2 separate regions of the Mus musculus genome follow, and region 2 is linked to region 1. The links are chromatin loops, found by intact Hi-C in ENCODE. Cell type or tissue: left cerebral cortex. All regions are shown on one strand.

What was found. Hi-C counts contacts between places; a loop is a spot of excess contacts. Peaks named below come from ENCODE experiments on the same cell type or tissue, not always from the same donor. Only the 100,000 strongest peaks of a DNase experiment are listed, where the experiment ranks them.
Region 2: a loop joins it to region 1, with 11 times the contacts of the local background. A loop is called at or near these places in 2 of 42 quality-filtered maps.

The regions. Positions count from the first base shown.
Region 1 is chrX:159,852,075-159,860,074 of GRCm38, forward strand. All of the region lies in intron 6 of Sh3kbp1 (SH3-domain kinase binding protein 1), which reads left to right. Among named protein-coding and RNA genes, the nearest start is that of Map3k15, 130 kb to the right of the region's middle. In left cerebral cortex, no CTCF peak of the experiment used is centred here; a DNase peak (open chromatin) is centred at 4,968.
Region 2 is chrX:159,929,004-159,937,003 of GRCm38, forward strand. All of the region lies in intron 12 of Sh3kbp1 (SH3-domain kinase binding protein 1), which reads left to right. Among named protein-coding and RNA genes, the nearest start is that of Map3k15, 55 kb to the right of the region's middle. In left cerebral cortex, no CTCF peak of the experiment used is centred here; DNase peaks (open chromatin) are centred at 3,213 and 6,016.

The DNA of each region.
Region 1 (8,000 bases):
ACAACTTGAAGGAGTATGTTCTCTCCTTCTAGCATGTAAAACTCATGTGGTCAGGTTTGGTCACACTGGCCTTCAAGGTTCTGTTTTAAGGCTGTAGATCCATCAATGTTATATTGACATTTTCTACATTACAAGTCAGGATAAAATGCTTCCTTGACAACAATCAGGGCCTGGTGAGTTACACAGTAGTCTGCATTGCTTAAAAGCTTTGTTGAGTTTCTGATATCCTGCATACGATCTGGAAAGTGTTCCAGCACTTTCTAGCTGATGCCCTCTCTGTCTCTCTCTGTCTCATGTGTGTGTATATGTGTGCGTGCATTTGCGCGTGTGTGCGCATGTGTTTATACACATGCATGTGTGCACATGTAGATGACTTGCTGGAGTCAGTCCTCTCCTTCCACTATATGTGTCTTGGAGGTGGAACTCAGTCATCAGTCATCAGGAATGGCAGCAGACAGCTTTACCACTGAGCTATCTCACCAGCCTCCTCGATAATCTTGAAAGAAGCCTTTCAGTGTGGCTTTTGGCGTGAGGCATGGCCAATCCAGGTAGAGGATTATGAATTCAAGGGTTTGTGTTAAGTATCTGCTAGTAGTTTCCAAGTGGCTTTAAAAATCTGTACGATGTGAGTGTGTGGTCTCATTTGGCCCGTTACCTTGGGAGGAGTATCTGTTTGGTCCAGTAATTTAGAATTTCCTCATCCATTACAGAATGGGTGCCAAACTTTGAAAAAGATCGCTTGGGATAGTTTTCTATGGTGGTGTGTTTGCTCCTGAGTACCAAAACTCTCAATAAAAGGCTTTCTGTTCTCAGACAACAGGCCGTTTTCCCCAGACACACGCCTTGTTGTTTTCCCATCATCAACAGTAGATAACAGTTTGGATGCAGCCAGAAGCAGCTGGCATGGACACACACTTGGAGGGTCCTCTGGGATGTTGTTCTGAGCACTCACTGGAGGGGCCACCTTTATTGACAGGAATTGTCTGTGGGTTGTGGGCTTTGACCCACCTCAGTTCCTCTCTCCTGTACTAATCTCCCAGCAGCAGCTCTGTACCAATAGATACTACTTTTAATCCCTTCCCAGCATCCAGATTTATCCGTGTCCTCTAGGCTTGTCTTTGCTCTGTGGCTGTCTTCTAAAAGCTGTTTTCTAACCCCCAAGCAAAGGAACGGGTGGCTAGCCTACTATGAGAAAAAACTGTCTAATAGAGCACTCTTTCAAAGTTGAATTCACATAAAGGTATTCTGATGATTGGTTTTTCCATTTTTCATGTGTGTGTGTCTATATGTATAAACATATTTGTATGAACGTATTTGTGCACATGTGTGAACATGCATGTAGAAGCCCGAGGCTGCTGTTGGGAATCATCTTCTATTGATCTTTAATTTCTTCATTGAGGCAGTGTCTCTCAAACAAACTACCTCACCAATATGGTTAGTCTTACTAGGAGGCTTGCTCTGGGGACCACTATCTGCCCCTTCTGAGACTAGTACTGCCAGCTTTCCAGGCATTTAATGTGGGTTTCTGGGATCAGAACTTAAGTCTTTGAACTTGTGTGGCAAGCTGTTTAGCTCTTGAGCAGTCTGTATGGCCAGACTGAGTTTTTAATTCAGCAAAATCTAACCATAAGCACGTTACACACCTGTCATTGTATCCTTCTAGAAAAATCCATAACATTTTTATCATTGGCTTCGTTTTAAAAGAGGAAACTGGCACATGGAGAAGTGAAGTAATTTGCCCAAGATCACATAGCCAGTGAAGTTGCTTTTAGAGACCATTTCTCCTCAGTATAAAACTTACCACTAGATGCCAAAAGAAAGGATTGGTTTATTTGTTTCATTATTATGTCCCTAACACCACTTTATGACTATTTTCTGATGGATGGTAAATGGCTGTTTGACAAAGGTATTAATTATATTAAGCTTATCTAATGCCTGGGGCACTTGGAAGGATTTAGGGTTGCCCAGGGCAGCCCTCCCCCATCATGTCATCATCCTAGTTAATGAAACAAACAGAAAGAAGTAGTCAGAAAGCCAAGGTTGTGAACAATGAGAGCTCCTCAGGCATGGGAGGGCACTTCTGTCTTTGCCACCTAAGACATTTTCCTGGGAAGGCACAAAATATGGGTTTGATTTGCCCCGTTGTTGAATATGTCCTGTTCACTTATGACTAGAATGCCCAGATTTTAAGTTAAGTCGACCTCTCTTTACAGAACCTTCATTTTTCTTGACTATTTATTTTGATGTTTCTTCTATTTTTATTTGTATTTAATTATGTGTATAGGCATTTTGCCTTCTTGTATGTATATGCACCAATGTGTGCCTGGCACCTACAGAGACCAGAAGATATTGGATCCTCTGAAACTGGAATTACAGATGTTTTAAGCCACCTTGTAGGTGCTGGGAATCCAACCTGGGTCCTTTGGAAGAGCAGCCACTATTGCTCTTTACTGCTGAACCATATCTCCAGTACCTTGTTATTTTTAATGACTTACTTTACTGTGTTTAAGTGTGTGTGTGTGTGTGTGTGTGTGTGTGTGTGTGCGCAGCACATGCATGTAACTACTGGTACCTGTGAGGCATTAGATACCCTTGGGGCTATACTTATTGGGAGTTACCAGATATCAGTTCTGGGAATCAAACTCAGGTCCTCTTACAAGAGCAGTGTACACTTTTAGTTGATGAGCCTTCTCTACACCCCCAGTGTTTCTTTTAACTCTGTGTAGCTCTAGCTAGCCCCAAGCTTACCATCCTCCTCCATCAACCTCCCAAATGTTAGAATTGCAGACATGTTTCCAACATGCCCCACTGGGATTTCTATTCTTGAGATATATTGAAGTCACCTTCCTAAGTATGCTACTATGTACACAGAAGACATGTCCGTTGTGTACATCCCCACCAGGAAACTCCCATTTTCAATCCATATATGACCTAAATTCATTTTTCATAGTACAAAGCAATATCTAAAAATAATACCAGAAAGGCTTTTAAAATATTTTGTGTGTCTACATGATTGTGCATGGGTGTCTTGAGACCAGGGGTCTAGTTCCTGTGTTGTTTCTTAGGATTGATGTTCACCTTGCTTTCGAGGCAGCATTTCAGAGGGATGTGGAGCTTACTGATTAAACAAGACTGGCTGGCCAGTGAGCCCCTGGTTTTCTGCCTCCCCAGTACTGGGATTACAAGTGTGCACAACCCCACCAGGCTTTCTCTGTGAGCTCTGAGGGTCGACCTCAGGGTCTCCTGCTTACACAACAAGCACTTTAGGGATTGCGCTACGTCCTCAGTCCTCAAACAAGTCTACATGTATCCCCTCTGCCCTTCTGTAAGTTAGGGGAGCCCATATGATTTTTAAAACGTGCATTATTCTTTAGCACTAGTGTAGCTAGTGATGTAAGTAACGAATGAATCTTACAGCATTAAGGCCAGCACTACTTTAATATTAGCCAGATTTGAAGAAGGGCTTCATGGAATCAGTAAATTATCTTTTATAGAGCTATTTCACCTAAGACTGAGGCAGATATAGATAACATAGATAAGAAGATAGCTTGGATTGTGCTTTAATGTTAGGCTTGGACTCCTAGCTCCACAGAATAAATAGAATTAGACAATGTAGTCATCCTTTGATATTTAGGTGGGATTGTTTATAGGAATTGCCCCCTAATGGAAAAAAATCTATGATGTTCATCTCATATATAAAATATAAATAGTTGTTATACTGCATTGTTTAGCAACTGATGACAAGAAGAAGGTCTGATGATTTAACACAGAGGCAGTACCTTTCCCAAGTATGTTAACTCTGAAGCATTTGTATCTATGGATGTAGACTCCACAGACACAGCAGAGTTTCCCCTCCCTCCCTCCCTCCCTCCCTCCCTCCCTCCCTCCCTCCCTCCCTCCTCTATCCCCCGTTTTCTAGTTTTTTATGACTGGCTTAATTCACCTAGTATAATAACCACCAGAATCATTCATGTTATGGTAGCAGAATTGCCTTTTTAAGGCTCAATAGTGCTCTACTCCATACTCTAGGCTCTTTTTCTTTTTCTTTTCCTTTTTTTTCTTTTTCTTTTTCTTTTTCAAGATTGTGGTTCTACTTGAAAACAATGCAGCAAATCATGGCTCTAAGTGTGATTTGTTTTTGGACTGAGGCTGCTTCATTTTCCTTCTGTGCTCTGAAGAACAGAAAGCTTTCTGGAAATACATTCTGGGAAAAAAATTTTGGAGTCAAACTTGATTAAACAATTTACTTTAAATTTGTCAGATGAAAACGATGGTGTTCTTCTATCTGTCAAGAGCTTCTCATGTGTCTATATGGTTTTTTTAATGTCTTAGTTTTCAAATGGGAGATTGACTGGTGTTTTCACAAGAAGTGAAACGCTCAGAGCTATTACAGACCTATTATTTTGCCACTAAGTCTTGGCACTAGCAGCAGAGCACAGAAAAATACAACTTCTCTGACCCTTTCCATCAGGTCCCCGAACCCTGGGTCTCATCTCTCTGACCAACTCCTCTGAGTGGGAACTTAACTGTTGTCGTTTTGCATATGGTTGGCACTCCAGATATGCATACACATAGACTCAAGACCATCACAACATCGGAAATGTTTCGGCCATAGTTGTACCAGTTTGCAGTCACTGTTTTTGTGCCTGTAGCTGCTGTGAGCTGTAGCCAGGCAAGCATGGTTTCAGGGCTTTAAGCAGAGGACAGTGTTGCTTCGCCACCGTCTCTTTACTTTAGCCTTTTGTTTCTTCATCATTTTTCATCGTTCTTAACACCCCAAATTGGATTATCACACCTCTCTTTACTTTTCCTAGTGACCAGATGTCTTAAGAATAAGCCACACACTACTATAACAGTGGCTCTAACTTACCTAGCTGGCTTGTGGGCCTAAAGCTACTCTCTCTCCTTCTTAGTGTGTGTGCTTCCGCCCACATCACATTGTGAACATCTGCTCATGACTCAAGTGAGTCTCCTGCCTCAGTCTTTTGAGTATACCCACTACACCCAACCCCTGCATCCAGTTTTGCCTTATTTCCTTGCTTTTTATTCAACTAAAACACCCTTTCTACTACATTCTTAGGCCACCTCCCACTCTTTCTGAATTTAGCACAAGCCTCACTGCTGCCATCTTTGAGGCTTATTTCCTCATGTAGATTGGCTAACAACTATTTTCCCCTCTATCTGTACATGCCTTTATTGTACCATCTATCTCTTTGCACTATGTGATGTGTATCTAATGAACCGGACCCTACTGCTAATCTCAAACTTATTGATGATCTAGGACTCTGATTTCTGATTTTTTCATGTTTGTATATGTAATAGCCAGAATAGAATTCACTACCAAGGCAAGTGTTCTCTTTAGTGTTCTAAAAGAAAACTGATTAAAACGTGGCTTTGCCCTCAAGTATGCTTTACATAGAAAAATATCATGAGTAAGTATGGGATTCATGCCTATAGAAGATGTTGGTTAAAGCTGATACATTACCTGCTGGGCTTTATTGGAATCTTACATGTAAGGTGTACTCAATTATACTAGGGAAGGAGGTGCCATCCCCAGGTTGGTGAGAGGGATAGCCTGGACTATGCTTTGATTATATAAAGAAACACATAAAGTAGAGTGGATTCTTGTGTGTGAATTAATTTAGCTGCTTCCTGGGAACATTGTGGTTTGGTCCGTGTTTGATGTTAAAGTATGACAAACCAGACATATTTGTTACATCTACCATACCATTCTTTCTCTCCCTTACCTATCCAATCTCTTCCTAAAATCTCTAAATGATGTAAAATGAAGGCATTGTTAATCATAAAAGAGAGGGAACCATTCTGGGATAATGAGAAGGAGTGTTTATAATTTTTCTTTTATCTGTTATAACAGCAAAAATAGTCTCCCAAAGTCTAATGACAGGTTGTATTTTGTAAAAGTGCCATGGCAATGGACATTCACTTTGACTTGCTCATATTCTTTGAATAAGATGATTCTTTAACAAGCTGGCATTCAGGGTCCTCTCCTGGGAACAGTGTGGGTAAAATACAAACAGTATTTTCATGTATTGTTAGATATTTGGAGAGCCAATGCCTATGATTTTAATATTCTCTGAATTATATGCTGCATCTCATTGAGCACTGAAGGCTGGGTAGAAGCCTCAGCTAACTGCAAGTGTTATTTGGATTTCACAAAGAGACAGTCATCACCCTTCCTCTTCCTGTTGTATCGCTCTTTTACATTTTAAAGGCATAGTTTTAGAGGTGTTCAATAAACAGACAAATGAGCCACATCACATCCTGGCAGGAAATAGAGTCAGTGATTAAATAACAGAGCCTGGCTCAAATTCTTTATACAAGCAACACTCTCATTCTCTCTCTCTCTCTCTCTCTCTCTCTCTCTCTCTCTCTCTCTCTCTCACACACACACACACACACACACACACACACACACACATTCATATATACATGTATATGTACTTATACATATATAGACACAAGTATTCCATACACACACACACACACACACACACACATATGTACATATGTAATAGAATGATAGATAGTAAAGCCTTTTTATGGACAGATTAAAAGAGGAAATGCTGGAAGCCCTGATGGAAGACCCCCAAGTTCAGTTAAGAGATCATGCTGTATTTAGAGAAAGTTTGCTATTAGTCTTGAGAGGTAGAAGATATGAACTGTTAGGAGGTATAGCATGGCGTAAAAATTAGAAGTGAATCTCCATATTTCTTCTTCGTGGATCTCTATGAGCAGTAATAAAATAGCAATACTTGTTCTGATTGCTTTTATGCGGGTACGTTAAGAGGTGTAAAGGGTGTTTGAAAATTGTCTTATGATAGATCAATGGATCTTTGTCTGAAAAATAATTGATATAATCCCTGAGCAAGTTGCAGGATCTAGATCCGAGTCAAAGAGGAAGGAAGGGATATGCACTCCAAACTCTATTGTTGGATTCACTGGGAGGTATAATGACAATTGCCATTGAAGGCCAGTTTCAAGTCATGATCCTAGGACACAGAGAAGATAGGGAGGAAAACTTAGGAAAAGGATGGTGTTCACCCAGTAGTTCTGTAGACTACTCATTCTTGTGGTGTCTTGCTGGCTGTCAAAAGAAGTTCTATGCTTGGAGAAGACTGAACACACTGAGAGAAACTTAAGGATAAAGTTTAATGATAACTATAGGACTTAAAACAGTCCTATATTCAGTGGTTTCCACATTTAGCAAGGTAGGGATTAGGTGTTTTGGTGGTTAGTTGGTAAGTAGTGCATTGTAGGAGAACACACTTCTGAAAATTATTTCAGGATGAAATATGTGTGTATTGTGCGTGTGCATATGTGTGTGCAAGTACAGACATTTGTGTGTGCATTAAAAGAAATGTGATGGAGCCTAGGAAAACATTGATTGATCAATGTCAGCAGAGTGCTGTTACCATTGACCAAGCTGTGGAGTACTGATGTATGTATGACAATGACTAAAACAGTGGGGTTCTTGGAAGGAGAGGAGTCCTCTGATTTGTCAAGAAGGACATTCCCTGTCTTTGTACTTGACATGATTGGTTGCATATGCTAGGGTTACTGAGGACTGCATGGTATCCCTAGCACCCTGCTTTCCCCAGCAACCACGTACTAACCTCAGATTTTGTGGAATAAGAAAATAATGAACATCTAGGTCCTACCAAATGTGTTAAAGTTAGCAAGCGCTTGGAAAGCAGCTGTGCTTCAGACAAGGCTTTAACTGTGCTCAGTCAAAGAGCTTCAGCAGAATTTGGATTCTCAAATTGCAAGACAACTCAGGCAAATGAAAATCATCTGAATATCTCTTAAGTCAACTTCATAATCAGAAAAAAGAGAGAATTATCTTTGAACTTTTACTTTATTTATTTATTTATTTATTTATTTATTTATTTATTTTTCTGCCTTTTGGAGACAGGGTTTTGCTATGCTTCCAAAGCTGGCCTTGAATTCAACAATCCTCTTGCCTCAGCTTTCCCATATGC
Region 2 (8,000 bases), 77 kb after region 1:
CACAGGAACAAGCAAGCCTGTAACAAAGTGGGAAATTGAGCTGGGTGTTCCCTGCCCGGTTCACAGTCAAAGCTGAGGTCTGAGATATGAAGCAGGGAGCAAGGAGAGGAGGGGAAATGAGTTCACTTGCTGTCCTAGTTTGCTTTCTGTTGCTATGATATAACACTGAACAAGGTCAACTTGAGGAGGAACGAGTTTATTTGGCTTAAAGGTCCATCATGAAGGGAAGCCCAGGCAGGAACCGGGAGGCAGGAATTATAGCAGAGATCAAGAGAATGCTGCTTACTGGCTTGCCTCCCAGTGCTCACTCACCTTCCTTTCTTACAGTATCCAGGACCACCTGCCCATAAGTGGTCCTGACTATAGTGAGCCGCCCCCTCTCCCATCAATCGTTAACTAAGGAAATGCCTCCACAGATTTGCCTGCAGGCCAATCTGATGAAGACAGTTCCACAGTTGAGATCCCCTCTTCCTAGGTATGTCTAGGTTTGTGTCAAGTTGAGATAAACTAACCAGCTTTTAGATCTTAGGGGCATCACTGGACCGAGATGTTGTCGGGATGAGTGAGGAGTATGTACAGGTTTTACACTAGAAAGGGATAATGGATAAGATTTCCTGGTTGGAAGAAAGAAAAAAGAGAGGGTAACTCAAGCAGTTTCTCTGTGATCTCACATTTGATGGGTGTAGCCATCTGTATGAAGTACCAGCTCCCAGGTGGAATGAGAGGTAGTGACAATTAGAAGACTCATCCTGTGTGCCTTAGTAGTTGCCTGCACTTGGGAAACAGGGCTTTTAAAGATACTCTATTCCTTCTCAACTCTCCCCACTACCTCATAATATTTTTAGGTATCTAAAGCTGAAAGATGTGTATCATGGTAGCATATCGTTTTGAGGATTGGGGGCTGCTAATGCAGTCACCATACAAACTTAGAATCTTGGTCTGTGGGAACTGCTCTTTCTTGCTTCATCCCCACATAGCTCTAGAGGATTGGTGTCTGCTTGGTAGCTTTCTGTCATGCTGCTGGTAATGCTGTCATAGATTTGTTAGTGTACTCCCTTTGGCTTTCTTTGCACTTCAGCGCTGTTTCCATCCCACATGCCTTGGCTTAACTGTCCCAGCTTGGGCTAAATTAGGCCACGCCACTGGCTGAGTTCATGTTCTCAAGGGTTGCACACTGTTGTGCATCTTCCACATCTTCCTCTATACACGAGCCCTATGTTATGTCCTAGATCCAAAGGGGATGAGTGGGTCACACTGAGTACATTTTTTATTATTGGTCCTTCTTAACTTGGGAAACAATAACTATCTACCCAGCTAGGAGTGAACTAGGGTGACACAGATGGCCTGATGTGAGTGATGACCTGCTGTCCACAGACCAGATTCTCTGCTAGGAAGACAAGAGGATGAATAATCAAACAGCCTTAGTGGCTCCACCAGGCTCAGAATTTCAAGGTTATTCTTGTATAGAAAGTTCTAAGCCAACCTGGGCTACATGAGATCCTATGTCAAAAATAAGTGAGTGAATAAATAAGTCATCTCAAAGAAGTGCTCTTGGTCTCTGCAATTAGACTTAGCGGATCCAAATCTAGATCCTGTCACTTTAGTACTTTGGTGACTTTAAATTGGCAAGCGACTTAGCCTCACTTAGCCTCACTTCCTTTTGCCATATAATGAAAAGCAAGCTATCATAAGGACAGTTCCTCAGGAATCAGACCGTTCCTGCAGAATGTGAAGATGTGTTGTAGGGCTCCATGATCGTAGAAGCAGGACTGGGAAGAGGGAAAGTTAAGTTGTGATTCTGGTTCAGCAAGTATCTGTGAGATCCACGAGGAGTTCTGTAGCTAGAATAGCCCAGTTGAGTTGTCCCATGTTGGCTAGTGAGGCTCTGTAGCCAAGGCTATCTCTAGAAGGACTGAAAGCTGGAAACTGCCCATGACAGCACTCTTAGTAGTAGGGGTGACCACTCTACCACTGCAAGGGACCCTCAAGGCATAGTGAATGGCTTCCTGACAGGTAGTGGGGGTGGAATGCTTCATGCATGAAGGATTCTGCCTCAGTATATAGTAGGTAATTGTCATTGCACAAGCAGTAGCTGCTGCTGTTATTTTCATGGGATCTTAGGACCTATTTTCTCCCTGCTCAGACCCCTGTCTGTTGGAAAGCAAGGGGACCTATGTGATATCTAGTTAACTGTCAAGCAAGGGTCAAACTAAAACTTCCAAGAAAAATATATGAGAATAGAATCATTTTGATTTCAAATTTAAATTTCTTTTTAACTCCATATTTTCTTTTCATTTTTATTAGTCCTTTGGGAATGTTGTACAGTGTGTTTTGATTATATTTATTCACTTCCCTCCTTAACTCTTCTCAGATCCATCTCCCTTCTCTATTCCATTTTGTGCCCCATGGTTTTTAGCCCATTAAGTCCAATTTGTGCTGCTCATATACTCTTGGATGAGTGACCTCTCACTGGAGTGTGGTCAACCTACCAGGGGCCACACTCTTAAAGAAAGCTGACACATCCTCTCCTAGAATCTATCAAGTGCCAGCAACTGCTCAGCTAGGGGTGGGGCTTCATGTCCAACTAACCCTCCTTGCTAGGATTTGGTTTGGCTTGACTCTCACACATATTATCACAACAGCTGTGAGTTCATATATGTGCCTGCCCTGCTATGCCAGGAAAACACTGTTCCCTTGTAGTCATCCACCACCTCTGGATCTTACAACCTTTCTGTACCCTCTTCCACAAGGGACCCTTAGAAGGAAGAAGCGTGAGCCTGGCAGCCTTGTTCTTTGGGTGCTATGGATAGCCAACCTTCTCCTGGGTTCTCCTTTTATTTAATTGTTGTAGGAATAGAAACTTAACAGAAGAAAAAAACTCTGACAGGAGCCAGTAAATGATGAAAGGGTAAGCTCTTTTTCTCTTTTTCTTTAGAGTTCAGTAATACCCTTTCTGAAAAAAATAATGGTATCCTTGTATTGAACAGACTGTGTCAGAATGGAGACCATAGAGCTGCATACTCATTGGGTGTCAGCCACTATAGACATGTGCTTCAGTAAATTTCAGAAATTCTTCTATTTTTCAGAACTGAAATTCATTAGCATTGTTGTAAAGAAGCTATAAATATAGTGAAAGGCATTTACAAATAGACATTGTAAAATGCTTACACACCCACAGTCTGAGCACTGTCAAAACACCAGCTGCAGCTTCCCTACTTGGAAGGATCAGAACTTTTTTTAAACTACACCTACTGTGTTTTCAAAATAGGCTTGCTTCTGGCCCTAGATAGAAGAGCATTTCAACTAAAGCCTGTGTCTAGCTCTTGGCATGAGGGATCAGAAAGCTCAATTGGAAGGAAGAGCCAGTATCCCTGCCTCCTTATACAAGTGCGGTCTGTATTCTAGAATCTGGGGAAGAGTCACTTGGGAATGGTTAGTTTCTATTTCTTTGGGGTGGTTCCTCATGCTTCAGCCGATAGAGCCTGCAGATGAATCTCAGAAACATAATACTATCTGTCCCCTTAGGCAGAAGTCCTACCTGGCAAGAGTTCACTACATATCATACCAAGTGCCATTTGAAAAGAAGCCACCCTGACCACTAGAACATAATATCTTTTTTTCTTTTTATCAAACCATCAGAATGGAGGTCCTAAAACTGGGGATAGAGCCTCTAGTCGCTATATGAAAATTGCAAAGGAATTTTTCATTTGTGATTTACTCTATATTTCTAGTGGTTATGAACCCCAAATAACCTTTACAGCAAAAGTTCCCCATTGCTGACCTCTGTGGTAGATTGTGTTCTGTTCTTTAGGCTTCATGTTATATTACTTTTCTCAGGTTACTGTAACAAAATACTATAGGCTGACTAGTATAAACAATAAGACATTTATCTTATTATAGTTGTAGAAGGCACTAGGTACTAGGAGGAAGACATGATAGGATTTTCTTCTATATGGCCTAGAGAACTGGCGTAGTAGTTTAAAACCACTGACTTTTCCTCCAAAGGACCCAAGTTCAAATCCCAGTGTTCATGTCAGACAGCTCAGAACTACCTGTCACTCCAGCCCTACAGGATCTTACACCATCTTCTGACCTCTATGGGAATACACACATATCCAGTATCTACTCCCACAATTATACACATATACACATATAAATATAAATAAACATTTAAAATTCTCTTTTGAATAATAAGTAAGGATCTCTAGGTTTATACATTATCAAATATTGTGATGGGCGCAGAAATAGAGATGTGGCCTGCAAGAACCAAGAGAAAACAAAAGATGGGTCTCTGAATGAGTCACTTTTATTCCAGTGGAGTAGGAAAGGACATCATTCCAAACCTTGAGACATGGAGATTTGAAGGCAAAGGAGAGAATAAAAGTCTGAGAGTTTGAGGACAACTCATAGGACCATCTTCCCCGTGACTCCTGTTGTAATTTCGAACATTTCTAATGTTTAAATTAGGGACCAAGAGGGGGACATGGAAGGAGTTAGAGAAAGTAGAAGAGGGAAGGGGGAATGATGTCCGTGCAATATGCACATATGGGCTTCTTAATAAAAAATAAAACAACAAAATCAACTCCACAATGTAAAGAGATTCAACTGCCTGTTGCTTAATAATTAGCCTTACACCCTGTTTTAATAATTATAATGAAAATAGGAAAAGTAAAAGAACTCTTGATGGTCCCTTGGGGGGATGGTAATCCTGCCCAAACTAGCTCTGCAGTCATGCACAACGTTTAGGAGAGATTAAGTAACCTGGCCGAGATCATACAGGCAATTAGAAGTGAGTTCAGATGTAGTACTCCTGGCTTGGGCCTGTAAGTATAGGATTCATAATTTTACACAACTTGACTGATTTCCAGAAGAGATGGCTACATTTGGCTACCTGTGTTCAAGCAACTTATTAGAGTTTGTTGGGCAAAAACCATGCTGTACCTCCATTTACTATGACAGTACTGTTGGCTGTATTGTGTATGTCTTTAATCACTATTGGCAAAGGAAACTTCACTTTTAAATTTATTTATTTTATTTTACTTATGTGCATGTTTTGCCCACGTGTATGGATATGCTCTGAGTGCATGTGGATGTCAGAAGAGGTAAGATTGGATCCCCTAAAATTGGAGTTATGGATGGTTTGAGCCAATGTGTGGGTCCTGGGAACCAAATCCAGGTCCTTTACAACAGCAGTAAGTCCTCTTAAATGCTAAGCCATCTCTCCAGCCCTATAATAAATGCAAAATGTAAATAAAAGAAAAAGGGACTAGAGAGATGGCTCAGCACTTAGGTGTACCTGCTATTCTTTCAGAGGGCCTGAGTTCAGTTCCCAGCACCCATGTTATGTGGCTCACAATTGCCTAAATCTCTAGCACCAGGCAATCCGATGGTATCCTTGGGTTCCTACACATACATAACATAAACTCACACAGACAAACACACATGTGAATAAAAAGTAAAATAAATCTTAATCATTGGAAGGGAAAAATCCCCAATAAGCTTTTTCTGAAGATAAATAAAATTCACATTTTTTTAAAAAAATCCTTGTCCATATTTTTTCTTTGTATGATTCAGCTTGTTTTTGTCAATCTTACCCAGGTGCCATCCTATAGAATATCATAAATCTTTATGACTCGGGGAAAATGCATCTATTGTACAGATGTATAAGACATTCCCAGCCAGGCGTGGTGGCGCACGCCTTTAATCCCAGCACTCGGGAGGCAGATACAGGCAGATTTCTGAGTTCGAGGCCAGCCTGGTCTACAAAGTGAGTTCCAGGACAGCCAGGGCTATACAGAGAGGCCCTGTCTCAAAAAACCAAAAAAAAAAAAAAAAAAAAAAAAAAGAAAGACATTCCCATTTCAGAAAATTTGGCCACTGCTCCTGGATTCCATGGGTATTTTTTTGGTACTGCACTAGGTGATGAAAATCACTCATCAGACTTCCCAGGAATAACTACCATAAATATTCCTCCAATCTTAAGAAAAGAATTCCTCTTCCCACCACCTAAGGGAGGCGTGTGGGTGTATGCATATTGCTGTGTGTGTCACTGCTCTCTGCCTTTGCTCTCTCCATTGTAATATAAGCATTTGTTCTGGTCAGACTAAACCTGTTTGTAAGTGCCATTTAAATGCCTCATAAAAGCCCATTAAATGTCACAGTCTATTCAAATGTTTCCTAGGTCTAAAATATCCCATTGGTGGGATTTTTTTTCAGTTTTTCTTCATTGTAAACAATACAACAATACATGGAACCCATTTATTGCAGACTGTTTCTGTGACTCAGAGCTGGCTTTCATGCACATGAAGACTTAAAATCTATACCTTTAATCTTAAAACTTAATTTTAATTTTATCTTAAAACAATTTTATCCTGTGCTATTCCTCAGAGGATCTGAGTATTTTTCAAAATTTCATGGTATGGCAGGTGAACTATCTAAGTTGGGAACACAAAGAAAAAACCCTGTACAATCTCACTTCCATGTGGAGTTTGAAAGTGTCACATTCTTAGGAGTAGAAAAGGATTACCAGCAACTGGTGGAGTGCTGGATGGGCAGAGGAGACAAAAGGGACATTTAGTTAGATAAGAGGAATAAGACTTGGTGATTTGCCACACAATATGGTAATGACAACAATAATGTGTTATATATTTCAAAACAACTAAAAGAAAGGATGGCTAGGTGTTTTTACCACAAAGAGATAATAAATATTTGAGGTGATAGATATGCTAACTGACCTGATTTGATCAGCCTGTGTGGATACAGGTATTAAAACATCACATTGCACCTTTTAAATATAAACAATTACTGTTTGCCTGTATAAAGTGTTGATTTCATTTTATTTAGTTTTTCTTCATATATTTTGATCATATGTTCTACCTCTCCAACTTAAAAATAAAGTTTTTTTTTTTAAAGTAAGTTTATTGGGTAGGGAAAGAAAGGATGGGAGGAATTGGGGAAGAGGAAGGAACTTGACAAAATATGTTATATGGCACATTAAAAAAATAAATCATAAGGGAATATACCTACAATCATATTTCAATTGTTGCTGGGTTTGAGTGGTAATAATGTGATAATAAATGTTATACCTGTCTGTAAAAAAATCATTTTAAAAATTTAAATCACTACAGTGATTTATTGCTCATTCAGTAAAGTGCCTGTGTACAAGCAAGAGGACCTGAGCTCAGACCCCCCAGGACTCATGTAAAACCTGAGCAGTGGTATGTGTATCTTTAATTCCAGTGCCAAGGAAACAAACTGGTAAATCCCTGGAACTCATTGGCTAATCAGTTTAGCTGACTTGATGAGCTCCAGGTTCAGTGGGAGGTGTTGGGTGTGGTGGTACATGTCTTTAATCCTAGCATTCAGGAGGCAGAGCCAAGCATATGTCTGTGAGCTACAGGTCATTCGGGGCTACATAGTGAGACCCCATCTCCAAATAAAAACATGAATGAATAAATGGGCAAATAAATAAATCTGACGTGATCTAGGAAGATACCCAATATCATCAACCTCCATGGGTACATATCCACACATGCATGCATAACACACATATACACCCACACATATGCATACATGCATGCTTCCCACAAATATGTAAAATAAACTAAAAGGCTGAAAGCTATATCCAAAAGAAAAACAAATGTATATAAAAGAATAAAATGGTCAAGGCTTCTAATAACAGGGAAGTAAGATATCCTGAGCACATTATGGGCAATAGAGTCATCTTTAGTCCCTTAAGATGGGCTCTCATTTGATGAACTTCTGGTGTTCACTCAAAAGAAGTACACAGCAGCTCCAAGATTGACACTAATCAGGATACATCATGAAACCACCTGTTCTGAAGCAGCCACGTTTTGAGGTCCCTGCGATTAATGAAGAAGCAAACATCATCAACAGCTCCACCCCCCACCCCCACTCCCCACTCCCCCCACCCCCCACTCATGTACCTCTCACCTACCCATAAGAATGGCAAACCATCCTGCCTCTTGGCTTTCAGAAGC